Linked DNA regions of Homo sapiens: region 2 is linked to region 1. The links are chromatin contacts, found by Hi-C or POLR2A ChIA-PET in ENCODE. All regions are on one chromosome and are shown on one strand. Each heading gives the region's core, a stretch centred on a gene start or an enhancer-like site at or near the end of the contact. The rest is flanking DNA. Distances are from core to core; before and after follow the strand shown.

Region 1 (7,799 bases), core at 2,101-4,600:
AGTAGTTCAAGTGAGAAGAAAGAAATTCTCAGCTTAGGGTGATGGCAAGTAGGCAAGGGAAAGAAAAAACATGAGCCAAATTTATGGAATTTGGCTGTGTTAGGGACAGTATACCAGAAAGAGTCAAAGTTTATGTGTGTTTGAATATCAACTGAAAATGTAATTGACTGTGTTGAGTCCAAGATGCATCCATAATTGAATATCTGGTAATGGAAATAAGCTGATTTTGCAAGGCTCTGTGAGGGCAGGTGCAGTCTTCTCTATCTCTGCATACCCTGTTCCCCAGTTTCAGGCACCATGCTCAATAAGTGTTCGTGGAAGGAATGACTTTGGTGGATTTCGTTGTATGGCATAAGTGCGTTTACCACTGGAGCAGAACCATCAGATGATTTAGGGAGGGTCAAGCTAACCTGGATTTGAATCCGCAATTCCTAGCTAGGTGATCTTGAGCAAGTTACTGAATCTTTCAGTTTCCTCATCTGCAAGATGTAGGATAACAACACTGTCTCTTGGGATATAATATGATTATTCATATCAACTGAATGAATGAATGCACATAAAATATTTAACCTAGCATCTGGTATATACCTGGGATAAATGCTCCTCAGGCATTGGCTGCTGTTACTTATGGGGAGTGTTGATGTCAGTTTGTGATTGGCAGAAAAGTAATGATGAGTTGTCAGCAGAAGGTGGGAGGAGAGTAGTAGTCTGTGAGTCCTTGAGGGCCTCAACCTGGAGTGGTAGAGGCAGTAGGAGCAAGGCAGTTTAGGGAAAGCTCCTACAGAAGAAGTGAGAGAAGGAATGGTAAAGGAGAAAGACTAGGTCAGTGATAACAGGAGGGGACCTGAGAAGTTCAATATGGCTGTTCCAGACAAGGAGAATGCATCAGTGTGGAAAATACCAAATTCAGAGAGGTCAGGGAGGGTGAGAACTGAGACTGGACATTGAGTTTGGTTGTTCAGAAAGACCCCAACCGTCAAAGGAGAAGTTGCAAGAACACCGAAGCTAGGTTACCTGTGGTTAAGGTGAGCATCAAGGAAAAAGGGAAGATTCTGTGGGCTATAGAAGAGCTGATTGTCTCAGTAGAGGAAGAGACGAAAGGCAAGATTTCTAAAATATATTCAAGACAGTATGGCTTTTACGTTTGCACTGGTAAAAACATGTACAAGCCCACCACACTGCAGTTTCTTGTTGTCCATGTGAGCAGTCTCTGAGATGTTCAGTGCTCAGTCTTTAAGGCCCTGGTGCAAAAGCATTGGTATGGTGGCATATATAGTTATAAATGAATAAAATGTAATATATAATGTAAACAAATGCTAATTAATTTTAATTAAGACAATGAAATACAGTCATGTGTTGCCTGCTGACGGGGATGTTTTGATAAATGTGTCATTAGCTGATTGTCATTGTGCAGACATAGAGTGTACTTAAACAAACCTGGAGGGGATAGCCTACTACACACTTAGGCTAAATGGTATAGCCTATTGTTCCTAGAGGACAAACCTATATGCATGTTACTGTACTGAATATTTCAGGCGTTTGTAACACAATATTTGTGTGTCTAAACATAGAAAAATAGTAAAAATCTGGTATTATGGGATCACCTTGTATATGTGCTTTGTCGTTGACCAAAATGTCGTTGCACAGCACATGACTGTACATTATAACCAACATTAATGAGTTCTGTGGGCCAGCAGCATTGTAAGTACTTTTGTCAGTATTATCTCATTTAATCCTCCCAGCAACCCTATGAGGTATAGGTGGTATTATTCTCATTTTATAGCTGAGGAGGGCTAGGTAACTTGCCCAGAGTCACACAGCTGGTAAGCGGTAGAGCCAGGACTAAATACCAGGCAGTCCAGCTGCAGAGCCCATGCTGTTAACAGCCATATTCTGCTGCTTACTTTATTTTGTTGCTGAATTGCTTTGAATTGCAAATGGCATTAGATGTAATCTTTGATGAAACAGGAATGTACTAAAGGGAGGAAAATTGAACATGAAGGAAAGGGCTGGTGGTTGCTGATGGAGCAGTGTTTCTGAGAGAGTAGGCAGGACTAGGACCAAGAGTGCAGGTAGAGGGTCAGTAATGGAAAATTACCCCAGTTGATTTTTAGGAGAGGAGCAAGAGAGGGTTGACAAAAATATGGAGAAAGAAAGGTTAGGTATTTTGCAGGAGGGAGAGAAAGGTAGATAATACTAGAAGATACTTTGAGGTGGTGAGAGAGACCACCATCCATCATGAGAATTATCCAGTGGATTTTTGAAAATGGTCTCCACTAATAGTTTGATGAGATTTAGTAGTCCTATTGGAGTAGAGGGCCTGCATGAGCTAGCATTAGGATGGGACGTTCATTGACCTTGACAGATTTCCAAAGCACCCTTTGGTGGAGCTGTGAAGGTCACACTTTCCAAGGAGAGGGCTATATTTTGGTTAGTTGCTGATTTGCTGCCACAAGTAAAGATGAACAGACATAGAAGGTTGAGGAAGGAAAGAGTCATGTTGTCTTTTTTCTTTGCTTGTGAAGATGTCCCAGGCTTACAGGACAAAGAAACACAAAGCAGATGAAAGAATAAAGGAAATAGATACCTTTTGAATTTGAGGGGTGTTGAGCCATGAATGGCACATACCTGCATAGCTCCCGAGTCAAACCTATTCAAGGCTTTCCAGAAATCAGATACATCATGTAAAAATAGTGCTTCTCAAATTATCTGTAGGGAAGGGCTCTTTTTATTGTTAAGATTGTGATCTGTTTCCATTTTATAAAATATCGTGTGATAAAAAATGAATTTGAAAATTAATTAAAAACAAAGACATGAAGAATGCAAACCCATTTTGTTTTCTGTTACTAGACTCAATAGGCACAAGATTGTTCTGTGAAATTGTTAAAAGTTTCTAAGTGCCTGCTTTTGATTTCTGAAATTAGCTCTTTGTGGGCTCCTTACACCCCCAGAAGCAAGAGTGGGCCTCACTTTGCCCAGTGCTGATGGAGAATTTAACGGCAGCTCCTTGATAAGACCCTGGCTTGTTTACAGAGTTCCAATTCCCTGAGCTCTTCCCAGAGTGCCTAGCCCAGTGCACAGCACATTGTGGATACTCATCAGATAAATGCCGGTTAAAAGATCCCTTGAATAGATGATTTTTGAATGTAGGATAAAATTAAATTAGTATGATAGCAAGTCTCTCAAAAAAAAGTTAATTAAAATGTATTCACATGGTGGTAGGCTGAACTAAAGCAAAGTGTGTTTTACCTTGTTTGGCAATTTTCAAAAACCACATCTTTGTAGGTTTCAAAAACCTTAGTTCTCAGGATGCCACCATTTGTCCCTTGTGCTGTGTACGCACTAACCTCAGCCACAGTTCATCTTTTGGTTTTAGATTGTGTCAGCAGCTAAGGTGTGTGGAGCTGCCAGTGAGTCACCGTCAGTGAAGAGCCTCCGCTTGCTTGTTGCTGATCAAGACTTTTCCTTTAAAGCTGGCCAGTGGTAAGTGACTTTTCTGTGTTCCATGTATGTATGTTCAAGAAGGTGCCATCAGATAGAAGGTATTATTTTTTCTCCTGGAAAAGGCTAGCCATTCCCTTGAGGAAGAGGAATTCTAAATCATATCTGCTCAGGGTGAGCCTTTGTTGGCACAGAGGATCTGATTCCTTTTCTGGCCTCAGAGCCCACTTGGGTTTTGAGCCCGTGGCTCCCTCAGTCGTATATGAAAATTGCTGTCTTGTGTTTTCCACATTCAAACAAAGCTAGTTCTGGCCCATGGAACTGACAGCTCTGATAATTAGACTCTTCAGGAATGGTTGCTAACAGAATGCACTTCAGTAATCTAATCTCCTTGAGTTACGTGTTGCAGGAGATTCATAGGTTTTTTAAAAGTAGTCTTCTTCGTGTCCAATGCAGAGTAAACAAAGTATCCTGAAGAGAAGAGGAACTAGTGATGTCATCACAGGGCTCACTACCCTCTTGACTGAATTTGTCTATCATATGTACCTTATTTGGGTTGAATTTAAATACTTTGCCTAATTTGTTATCAGGATTCCCCAGTCAGGCCCAGCTCCCCAGAACCCCCACACAAATCATAAGTCTGTCCCATTTGACTCGGGACTGATCAGCATGCTGACTGGGTAACATTTCCTCCGAATGGGGCCTCCCTGAGCTTCAATTCAAGTTCAATTGTAAGGAAAGCAACTTGAATTTCCCTAGGAAAGGTGTGTTTGGGTGTGTGTGTCCTTTATTTTAATAAAGCATTCATTTCTAAATGGATTTCTGGCATGTCAGTCTTGATAGTGTTTCTTAGGAGTCACTTGACTAATTTTGGCAGTCCATCTGGAAATGTGGTTTTGTTAGAAGGAGGATGTGTGATAATAGCAAGTGTGATAATAGCAAGAGTTAGCAGTCTTGTGTGTTAATAGTTTGCCTTTGAATTTAGAACTAGAAAACAAGATGCTGATTGCAATAATTTGGGTTTGTGAAGCAATTTACTGCAATCTTTGCACATGTTCGATGATACACATTAAATGCATTTTGCCTGTTTTAGGGGGCGGGCAACATATTTACCCTTCAAAAATGGTTTAGCAGTCATTATATTGAAAAGTGGAAACTTTAATTGTAATGATCTGTTTTCCATATTTCCTTTCTGTGGAAATGTTTGTGTCCTGTGCAAAGCACTGTCTCCGTGCCTTCAACTCTGAATCCTGCCAAGACTCAGACCCAGCCTCCTGGTTAGGAAAAGCCTGTGCATTGGTTATTGTGCTGCCACCGTGGTGTGCCTGCAAGTGTAATGCACTTGCTAACCTCAGTTACCTGATAAGAAAATGTCCTCATTCCCTAGTGATATTTGTAGAAATAGAGTCCTACTGTGATTCTCAAGATGAAATGATTTGGGATTGGTGTCATGTATACCATCCCAATGAATGGATTTGGCCATTTCACTGAATTTAGGCCTGGTTTTCGTATGTGCCTGTCAGACTTCTTCGGAGGTCGGACTTGGCGGGTAAGGATCACTGGCTGGTAGTGTGTGACGCTTTCCCTCCCAGGTGTTGATCAGCATTCATTCCAGGCCCCTGGGCCCTCCTCTTTCAACAAATTTTACCCTTACCATTGATTTATGGTTCTAGGGGTTGTGAGTTCCTTTTGATATTTGACCTTATGGTCACAGAATGGCCATTTTGCTGAGGTTGGCGGTGTCTGTCCCTTCCATGCTGTTGCTTGAATGGCTTTGTGCTCTAGGCTGTCTCAGACCATCAGCTTGGTAGTAACAGCCATGTGGTACTTTGGAGAAGAGGGCAAGGATTAGGGATAGGAAGTGAGGATGTGGCTGCCATGCAGTTTGTGTAGGTAGGATTATCAGACTGGAGAGCTGCTAGAAATCAAGGAGAGGGTTGCTGTTGGGCTTATCTTTGGGGTAAGAGATTGGGCCGTGATTCCACATCTCTGAATTTTTGACCAGTGGCTTCCTCTGACACCTACCAAACTCTGAGAATGAGGTTCCAGGCACAACTCTAACTAAATAAATGAATGTTGTCTGTGACTAGCTGGAGCTTTGGCCACAGATCCCCATGTAGACACCTTCAGCATAGATCAGATATAGGCCTCAAGGGGCTCTTTTTGCACTACACTGTATTCTTACTGGGCCTTGCAGAGAGGGCTGGTTCCTGTAGCAATAAACCAGTTCCAAGAACTGTAGCAATCCAATCCCGAGAGAAAGGCCAAAGGCAGAACCACCTCAAAACATCTCTCACATGAGCAGGGTTGAACTTCTTGGTTCATCTTACTAGTAGGCCTACCACTTGCTAGCTCCTTGGTGAGGCCTGCCCTTGACCAGAATTCCTCCTCCCTTGGGGTGGAAAGCTTGGCACTCACTCTTGGGTCTGGAGCATGCCACCACTGGTCCTCACACAGTGTGCAGCTGCCCTGAGTTTCTAGATTCACATTTGGCTGTGGTGCTCACTGCCTGCCTCTGGCATTGGTTATGCTACTGTGGGTAGCAGTGTATTGTCGCCTAGTGCCCTGGAGACTGCTCAGCTCACATGCTTGCTTTCTACCAGCCAGCTCTGTGATGTGGTCAGTTTCCTTATTTGTCTGGGCTTCAGTTCTCATATCTTCAAAGAGGGAGCAGTAGTATTCCTACGTTTTGGGATATTTAAAGTGTTTAGCATAATGCCTACTGTTAACTTCATTTGTTTGATTTTAGCTTTTGTTATTGCTAATAAGTATTTCATTCAGTTAGATCATATGTGCTGATAAGGCCCAGGGGACAGATTCCAATTCTTATCTCCTTGGTCAGTTTCCCTGCACTGAAGCTGTTGATTGGAAGAGTGGCAGGCCAGGCAGGAGTGGGGGCTTATCACCACCATGTCACCACTGATGCCCCAGTCAGTACTCAATCCACACTTGGCTGGGTATAGCTTGCCTCCTGAGGGGAAGTAAGGCCAAAGCATTTTCACAGAGTGGAGGGAATTCCTGGTCCTAGTGTGTCTGACTTTCTACAAGATAACATAAGTTTAGATGCTAGAAAGCAACTTTGAGCCCTGCTGAGAGAAAGAGGACACCAAGAAGAAACACTGGAGGAGCAAGATTAGAGAAATAAGACTTTATACCTACCCTTGAGCAGGGCTGCCACACTGTAGATAGATAATATCCTTGCAACCTACACAAGCATGTGTGGCAGCCCTGATTCTCACAGGACTGCACATAACATAGCACTGTATTCCTTGGCATCTTTTTCAAACTGTGTCCTCCCCCATTACTCATCTGGTAAGCATTGTGTGTCTTTTAAGACTGTTTAAAGGGCATCTCTTCTGTGAAGTCTTTCTTAATTCCTGTACTCCTGGTAGAATTGACTCCTCCTTCCTCTGCCTTGCCTCGCTACGCTAAGCAGATTTTATCATTGCCCATTTAATTGTATGTATTTGTTAATTTTCCTCCTCTTAGAGTGGGTTCATTGAGGGCAGCAACTAAGACATATGTGCATCTTTGTACCTCCAGCAAGTACCACAGTGCCTGTATATGGTAGGCAGGTGCTCTCTTAGATGTTTGCATTAAGTGAATGAGTGAGGGGCTCTGAGAACTGTAGGCAAGGACTAAAGAGTTCTGGGATCTCATAGTATAGCTGCTGTGTGCTTGGCACTGGGGCTCCCTTTGTGGACAGGACCTGGCTGCCTGGTGTGTCATGGTTGGATGTGGACATCCACTGCTTCACCGCGCACCTAGGCTCCTTCTGCATACACTCACTCATTGGGTATATAGTAAGGGCTTTAACTCATGGCTCCAAGAGTGCTCATCCTGCAAAGGACATTTTTAAAGGTGTGTGTTTAAGGTATAATTCTTTCTTGGACAGATGTTTTATGAAATATGTATTGTGCATATTTTCTTAAATCCATTCAGATGAAGTTTTTATGTAACTTAAATTCTTCTGTATTTTTTAATGAAGGAGTCCTTTTTTTCCAAAGGTAGCTTTCCAGAGTTACTAGAGAAGAGGGTTGGTTCCCTTTCATTCAACTGAGAGAATGGCCTTCATCAGCATTGAGCAGCAGAGGGCACTGTAGTTCAGGAGATGAAGCAGCAAAAGTAGCTTATTAATGTATTTATTTTTTAAACATGGAAATAATGGAGATTTTTGTATACCTCCTCTGTGATAGCATATAGCAACTGTGTTAACAAATGCTAACGATAGTCTTTTAAATTTTTATCTTGTCAGAAATGAAAAGAAAGTTAAAGTACTCATGGAAAAGAGTCAAGTGAAAATAGGTTAAAGTTGGCCAAAGACCTTTTCTGGAGCACTTCCAATCCAGAACTGGTTT
Region 2 (7,799 bases), core at 3,272-5,771, 740 kb after region 1:
ATTGGACAGCATACATGATTATATCATACATCATGACCATAAAGTCAGAGGGTCAAACTTTTGAACCAAATAATTGATTTGCTTTAAAGATGTCACGTTTGGTTGTTTTGAAGTGGCATATAATAGAAATTTAATTGGTTTATTTCAATAAAACAGATACAAAATAAGTTACTGTATTTTTGGTGATGAATTCAACACCCATTTATAAGCTCTTAGCACGTGCACTGCTCACTCATCAACAGCAAGTATTTATTGAGTGCCTACTGTGTACCAGTGACTATTGTAGGCAACATGAGGTAATATAAAGATGAAAAAGACTTTTTTTTTCCTTTGAGGAGCTTATAATTTAGTTGAAGAGATGCTGCAGTATGTTTATAGATAACTGATAAGATGATAGACAATAGATAGTAAATAGATATTTTAAAATATATAAATGAATTATTTGAATCTTCAAAGGAGAGAATGGTTAGTTTCAGGTTCAGAGATTAGGAAGACTTCAGTGAAACATCGGCCTTGAACTAGACCTGTAAGAATGAGTTGGAATTCAACTGGTAAAGAGGAGGCTATTGCAAGATGAGTTCGTAGGGTGAAACATGCTCACAGGTGAAATATGCTCAAGCACATATTCTGGGAAATCCAGGCTTGGACTGTAACAAATAGTAGGGAGTCCTTGCACATTTTTGAGCAAAGGGCTATGCTCAGAATTAGGCATTATGGACTCTGGGAGGCTTGGAGTGAAATAGAACTCAGAGACCACCTATTGAGCACCTTTATTTTGCACGTGAGAAAATGGAAACCCTGTAGCACAACAAATTAATGGCAGAACCGGGGTTGGCACCCAAGTGGTATCTCTGTCCAATTTTTTTCTGCAATCCAGATCAGAAAAATTAACTGTATAGAATGTGTAGATGAATGATCAATGTAGCAATAAAGCCCAAGTAACTGTAATAATAATAATATACAGTTATTCATGTGGGGCTCTTGAAGTCACAGGCACCTTATTTTTTGTTCTTGTGCCCCATAAAGATAGAAAATTCTTCATTTTGCATTTTCACATATATTAAAAGGCAGATTTAATGCACTTAAAATAAAGAAAACTGTAATCAGTAGATCAAATCCCACTCAAAGAAATGCAATCATAAATGTCTGAACACATTGTTTATAATTTCAGAAAACAAAAGTTTATTTTACTTAAAATATATATAAATGAGCTTGAATACACCCACTATTGACAATCAAGATCAAGATTGAGCTTGTTCGCTCATGTAATTAAGGGCTGGTAAGAGAAAATAAGGAATATGTAACCTGAGTTTAAGAGATTCTAGGGAATATCTGGATACTCTTCATAGTACACAGTGTTTTTAAGAATGGATTTGCACTGGCATTTCGGTGCATCTCCTCTCCCCCATCAATGTAAGTGATCTAATTCATCATCTTTTTAAACTGAAGTGACTTTTACTATTCTTTTTATGTTGAGAGTGATAATTCCATTCTCTAGCTATCTTTATTAGATGCAGATTTACCACCTGTTTTAAACTTGAATGTTTAAAATTGTTATGAGACCTGTACTAACATATAGAGACCAAGGAGTCAACATTCTTCCTCTATAGAGAGAAAACATTGAAAATTTAAATATTTTGTGACGTATTACATAAAAAGTAAGTTCTTTTCTAAAGTTTTTTGTTAATTTTGCTGCAGTTTTTCTGTCATGGACTATGCTTTAGTCATTGTAATTAAATTGAAGTTGTAGAGAGGAAAAAGGAGAGAAGAGGAAAAAAATAAAGAAAATGAAGCCCATCTCTCTCTTACAGGCAGTACGGTGGTTCACATACACAGCAAATGGGCAGCCCCACCTGTTCAGAGATTATACGTGAATTCATTCTTGTCATTGCAGTTCCATTCTCTGTACTTTCCCTTTGAAATTAATTTTTTCAGTCATTTTTTTTTGCAACTTCACAAAAGTCTTGATTTTAATTGCCTTCAGGTTTAATTAAGAAAGCATACTCTGAGGAATCCATTTCCCCAGTAGAAAATAGTACTTTTTAAAGGGAAGAACAAGATGCTTTGTCTGGGAGGATATTATTTGCTCTCTCTGAGTGTTTTTATTTAAGTTGCTGAGTAGTCTCTTCTAACACATGACTTTAAATATTTCTTAAATAAAACAAGGTTATTTAAATAAAATATGTGAAATGAAGGTTTTTTTCCTTACACAGAAATGTTGGCAGTTGACATGCAGCATCATGAACATTCTGGGTTAAGTTGTTGGTATGGTGTCATATACTTTTTCTTGTTACTTCTTAATTCAGTGAAGAGATAAATCACACTTCATAATTAATGGAGTCTGCTGGTTTGGACCAAGCCAGAGATGATCTGTAATAAGGTTACTATTGATCCCCATCTCCTTTGTGGCTTCTTTTATCACTCTCCTGCCTCAGTCATTAAAAGCTTCTTTTAATTAGAGTTGTCGACACTACCAACTTTTATAACTGTAGAAAAAAGACCAGATGGAATATTGTGCTTTGGGATAAGAATAAGCTAAAAATGAATGAAAGAAGGAAGGGAGGGTGGAAGGGAGTTTTGGGAAAGGTAGATGCATCCTACAGAGTGATGATTTGAAACCCAAAGGCTGTTGTTTAATCTGATGACTGGAGAGGTCCAGCCAATGTTTCCAAAATCAGTTTCTCTGAAATCATCAAAACCATTGATGAGCCATTTTGTAATGGTTCAAGTTACCAAGCCAGTGGAAGTGAAAATAAATGTTTAAACGATACAGTGTGCTGGTAACATCACATGTATTATCAGATGAGAAGTACCAGGCCACCACACAGTGATCGGGAGCTGGGAGATTGAGAAACCTTTGGGAGATTGTGCTTCAAGCATGTAAGTGGTGGTAATTGTAAGATTTTCCTTCTGATCCAGTTTTCTAGCTTAACATGTCTCCACAGAAACCACTGAGGAACACATATTCTTAAAGTATTCTTACACACACACACACACACACACACACACACACACACCCCAGATACTAAGCAAGGAACAGTTGAGGAAAGAGTAGCACTTTAGGGGATGGCAGTCTGCTTGAAAGAGACTTAATCACATAGCATCACAGAGCAGCTTTTATCCATTAAGTTGGATATCCATCTCTAAACTCTCTGGGAGGATGACTTTAATAGATTTCAACATGTTGTCAGATGATGTCCTCAGACAAGAAATGATAAATGCTATTAAGCAAGCTACTATGTCATCTGACATACTAACAGTCTGATTTAAAATTGCAAAGTAAGCAAGGAAACAAGAGCTGGGGTGCCATCCAGCCCTATTGGTGAATGAGAAATGGGACCCGGCTGTTAGCATCACTTCAGTTCCTGGGTAGATTTCATTTGAGCCATCACCACCTAGAGAACTGTTAGGGGGCAGTGGTTTAGGGCCATGTATTTGATAGGGTCTCCATGGTTTTACTTTTCTGTTTAGAGCATTTTTATTGTTTTTTAAAGGGGCAAAGGCAGATTGCTAATTTTTCAAACACTTTAGTTCCCTGAATCTGGTAGAAAATATGAATATATCTGAAACCCAAAGCTCAAGAAAAGTTAGGGAACTTCTTTGTAAACCTATGCTTTACGCAAAAGAATACTACTACATTTTTTATAAAACTAAGATATTCGAAGTACTGTAGTCTTTTTTCTTCCTATGCAAAAGTAGAGGAGTTACTTCCTATGTTCCCATCAAATTCCACATCGAATATTGGATTTTGCTCCTGTATAATTTCTTCAAGGCTTATTTTTGATACTTTTTCGATAGTTTCTCTGTGTTTCTGCAGTGGCTGAAGGTGCCTCCTAAGTTCTTTGCTAAGTTCTTCTCTCTGTCAAGGACCCTTACAGGAAATTTAAAAAAAAGAAAGAAAGAAAGAAAAGGATTTTATGTATCTTTAAAATTCTGTTAGTGCTCTGGAGATAATATACACAGTTCTTTTGGTCAACTGGCAGTTTCCAAAGCTGCGAGGAAGCACTTAGCTTCCTTATCCCCATTTATTCAGTAAACTTTTTGTCATTACTAGACTTTGAATAAATAAACTTTAATTGAGTGGAGGAGGCAATGCTGGCTGACTTCTCATTTCTGTGGCCCTAATTCTAGTTGAGCCTTTAATCACCTTATGCTGTATGGCAGAGTTTGAGTTCAAGCTTCATACTCATCCCAGGTGAAAAAGAAAATGTAACTTTCTTACCTCTCTTATGAGGGAGGTAGATGTCCCTGGATTTTAATTCTGTTGGTAAACTTCATCTATTGCATTCATTACGTTATTCGTTTTGGACTGTAAATGCTAAGCTCTTTAGGTAAAATGCTCAGTCTCTCTGACTTTCTCTCTTTCCCCCTCTTCCTTCACAAAGTGGCCAGTGGTTGCTTGGAGAGGGTGTGGTTGCAAACCCTTCTTTTTGTGTTCTTGGCAAAGAATGTCTAAACATCTAAAGCCACCATCCTCTCCTCCACTTTCTATTCACCTCGAGGTGGGTACATAGTGGGGGGATTTCCCAGCTCCAACATGAGTCACTCAATACTGCAAGAGGCGTTATTTCCTCCTCTCTGTTCTCTCGTCAAGAAAGCTGCAAGAGCCAGCTCCTTTCCTCCTGCCTCAGAGCTGCAATTCCCTTGGCTCAACCTTTGTATTTGGAAGGAAGTCTCCTCCACCTTAGGGGATAACACTCTGTGATCTACGGGTTGTTTCCCCATGATATGGTTTGGCTGTGTCCCCACCCAAATCTCAACTTGAATTGTATCTCCCAGAATTCCCCCGTGTTGTGGGAGGGACCCAGGGGGAGGTAGTTGAATCATGGGGGCCAGTCTTTCCTGTGCTATTCTTGTGATAGTGAATAAGTCTCATGAAACCTGATGGGTTTATCAGGGATTTCCACTTTGCTTCTTTCTTATTCTCTCTTGCCACCACCATGTAAGAAATGCCTTTCACCTTCTGCCATGATTGTGAGACCTCCCCAGCCATGTGGAACTGTAAGTCATATTAATCCTCCTTTTATTCCCAGTCTCGGGTATGTCTTTATCAGCAGCATGAAAACAGACTAATACACTCGATATGTTGAAATAATTTAGAACATAGTTTGATAAATCCTGATTTTCAAGTCTATCATTTTGGTGGGAACCTGAGCAAAAATCTAATTTGACCTTTAAAACTGACAAATGTCTCTGTGTTCATAAGATAGTTGCTCCTCATCCAAGCTCTGAAACTTGTCCTTTGAATAGGTGGAAAGCTCCAGGGAAAACATGATTCATTAACTATGGCAGCATCTGTGAAAAGAAATAACTTATTGACACCATCCCCATCACACTTGTGAGACTGTTGAAGCCACCCAGCCTGCAGCCTTTCCCTCTCTGCTGCAGTTCATCCTCTGGTTTGCCTTAAAGACATTCTTCCTGAAATATCTCCCAGAGAAAGGCCTAGGTATTTCTGGGAGGGTCCAAGAGGTAGAGTTAGAAGTATGATGTGATAACTTTAAGAACTAAGCCAGCTGGAAGGATTATATTGTGATCATCAAGAACAGTGGAGCCAAATTGCTCTGTTACCTTGACTATTTTTGTTAGGTGAATAACATTTTTTCGTAGAGCATCCTGGAAAAGTGGCATCCCTTTGGTGTGTTGAGATTGATGAAGAATTTGAGTTAAGCCTAATAATTGCCAAGAGAGAGAAAAAGGAGGGTGAAGTGTGAGAGGAATATCTTTAAGAACATACACTTCATGTCTATTTTCTTCTAGCAATTGAATCTTTCCAGCATCAAGATTTTTTATTTACTGTTGAAACGTGCATCAAACACTACTGGCAATAGTATAAAGCCCTTTTTAAAAAAAGTTTTTATAGCATCTAGGATCTGTGCAGTATCTTAAATTGTGTAATTATTTTTGTAGTATGCACAGAATAGTATTGTCTCTACATTCAGTTTTGTGGATTGTGATTGTCCTCTTTGTGGAAATTCAAACAGAAAAGCAATGATCAAAGAAACAAAGAGCTTAATTGGCTTTCCATGTGTGGTAATTTGTATGTCTTTATGCAGTTTGTGAGTTCCAAATCTTTTCAGATTGACGAAAATGAAGACTAGCTGACCTAGAACATGTGACTCATAGCTCATTAATGCATTCAGCCTCCTTCTCCCTTTGAGCTGGGAGCCTCCTGCTCCCTATTACTTGGGACCCAGAGGAGACCCATGTTGCTCCTTGATCCTTCAATCTGTGCTGTGGGCACAGAGGCGGCTGTGCCAGCTTGTGCTGGCTACTTTGAAAGAAAAACAGATGTGTTCATCTTCATCCATATGTTTATGGAGACTAGTGATAGAAACCTGGGCGCTTCATGAGTGTGGGCCCCGTTTGAAACCCCAAGTACTCCTTGAGCCACACCCTATTGGAGGGCACGGGATATACACCTTTACTGTTGAATTTAATTAGTTGTCCTAATGGTGGCAACTTCTGACCAGGTAGGATGATGTGAAGCCTGTCGTGGTTGTTCACTGCACCTGTGAATGAAGATGGAACATATTCAGGTTAGAGTTTAGAAAGTGTGTAAAGTTGCAGTGATAATATAATTTTATTGTTTAGAATCCTTATGTTCTTGATATCCTTCCTTGGCTCTATAAATGCAAGATCCATTCTTCAGGAATTAATTCAATCTATTGCCACCCATTCTTATGTAGTTTAGAGAGGTATATACTTTTTTATGGAGAAATTTGTCAGTGTTACATGTCCAGTGGAGTTGAGTTGGGAAGACTGAAGTTATATCAGTCACTTCAATCAAATTGTTAGTGGTGAGACATGGGTTTGTTTGTAAGTGCCATGATGAGCTGCTCTATATTTGTGGACATGAGCTTTTGGGATGTACAATCACATTTTATAAGAAAAAATGGAATAATTTGGATGGAATATACTTTATAAAATGAAGCTATTGAAATAACCAGTTTATATGAGAAATCAGATATTTCAGAATTGTTTTGTAAATGTGATTGTTGACACCTACTTGGGCCACCTTCTGGCAGTAAGGTGTGCTAATTTCTGACCCTTTTTTCTGTCTGTTATGTCCCTGGTCATGAGCTGGAAAAAAATTCTAAGGTGTTTCTTCACAACCTTCTGAATAATGAGGTAATGATTTTTCTCCACAGCTGATGTATTTCTATAAATAAAGTTTGACATTTCATAAGCTTTGAAGCTCATATTTTGTTGTTACGTTACATTTGACCTCATGTTCATAAGAGATACAATTCAGCATTGCCTCTCATTTTCACATGAGTGGGAAGACTCACCGTCACCCTCACCAAACCTCTCAGAGCAGCGCACGTGTCTGGAGGGTGAGTCCCTTCTGCACAGTAACTGCTCTGTCAGTGGGGACTGTGGGAACTGTCACTCGTTAGTTTATTTAACAGCTCCTGTTTTTCATTCTCTTCACTTCTATTCCCCCAGATTGCTGTGAAATAATTAATGCCACTCACCCCACCAAAATAACCACTTTTAATACCAGTAAGCTGATTTTACTACCAGACGAATTTATCAGGAATAAAAATAGCATTTAATAATGGTTTTAAGCCTTTTCTAACTTAATTAGGGCATTTAAAATTCTGAGCCATAAGAAAATTACTCTCACACAGTGGGTAGACAACATGATGTGTTAAGAGTCAAGTTTAACTCTACAAGCTTAATTACCAATTAGCTGAAAACTAACATGTTAAGGAGTTTAAAACATTTGTTTCCCTACCACATTAGTATTAGTCAGATGTTTAGGGCTAAATGTTAGGGATTTTTATATGGAGATT

Evidence for each region. Hi-C counts contacts between places; a loop is a spot of excess contacts on that map. ChIA-PET counts read pairs that join two places held with the same protein, here RNA polymerase II (POLR2A). Pooled maps may share reads with other maps.
Region 2: a loop to region 1 is called in a pooled map, with 2.7 times the contacts of the local background. The contact joins two enhancer-like sites. A Hi-C loop is called at or near these places in 2 of 168 maps with a recorded cell type or tissue (PC-9 and Right ventricle myocardium superior) and 11 of 50 pooled maps. POLR2A ChIA-PET finds 5 or more read pairs at or near these places in 2 of 52 experiments (BJ and activated T-cell).

Annotation. Positions count from the first base shown.
Region 1 is chr3:16,282,966-16,290,764 of GRCh38, forward strand. OXNAD1 (oxidoreductase NAD binding domain containing 1) reads left to right here. Exons shown (of 9, transcript NM_138381.5): 5 at 3,377-3,483. Among named protein-coding and RNA genes, the nearest start is that of OXNAD1, 22 kb to the left of the region's middle. RefSeq lists a silencer at 3,296-3,435. Within about 2 kb of position 3,351, at least 5 of the 41 ENCODE cell types and tissues checked have a DNase peak (open chromatin) inside an H3K27ac peak, as active enhancers do.
Region 2 is chr3:17,018,615-17,026,413 of GRCh38, forward strand. The region is part of intron 3 of PLCL2 (phospholipase C like 2); the gene reads left to right. Among named protein-coding and RNA genes, the nearest start is that of PLCL2-AS1, 32 kb to the right of the region's middle. RefSeq lists enhancers at 4,416-4,635, 4,706-4,785. Within about 2 kb of position 4,522, at least 3 of the 41 ENCODE cell types and tissues checked have a DNase peak (open chromatin) inside an H3K27ac peak, as active enhancers do.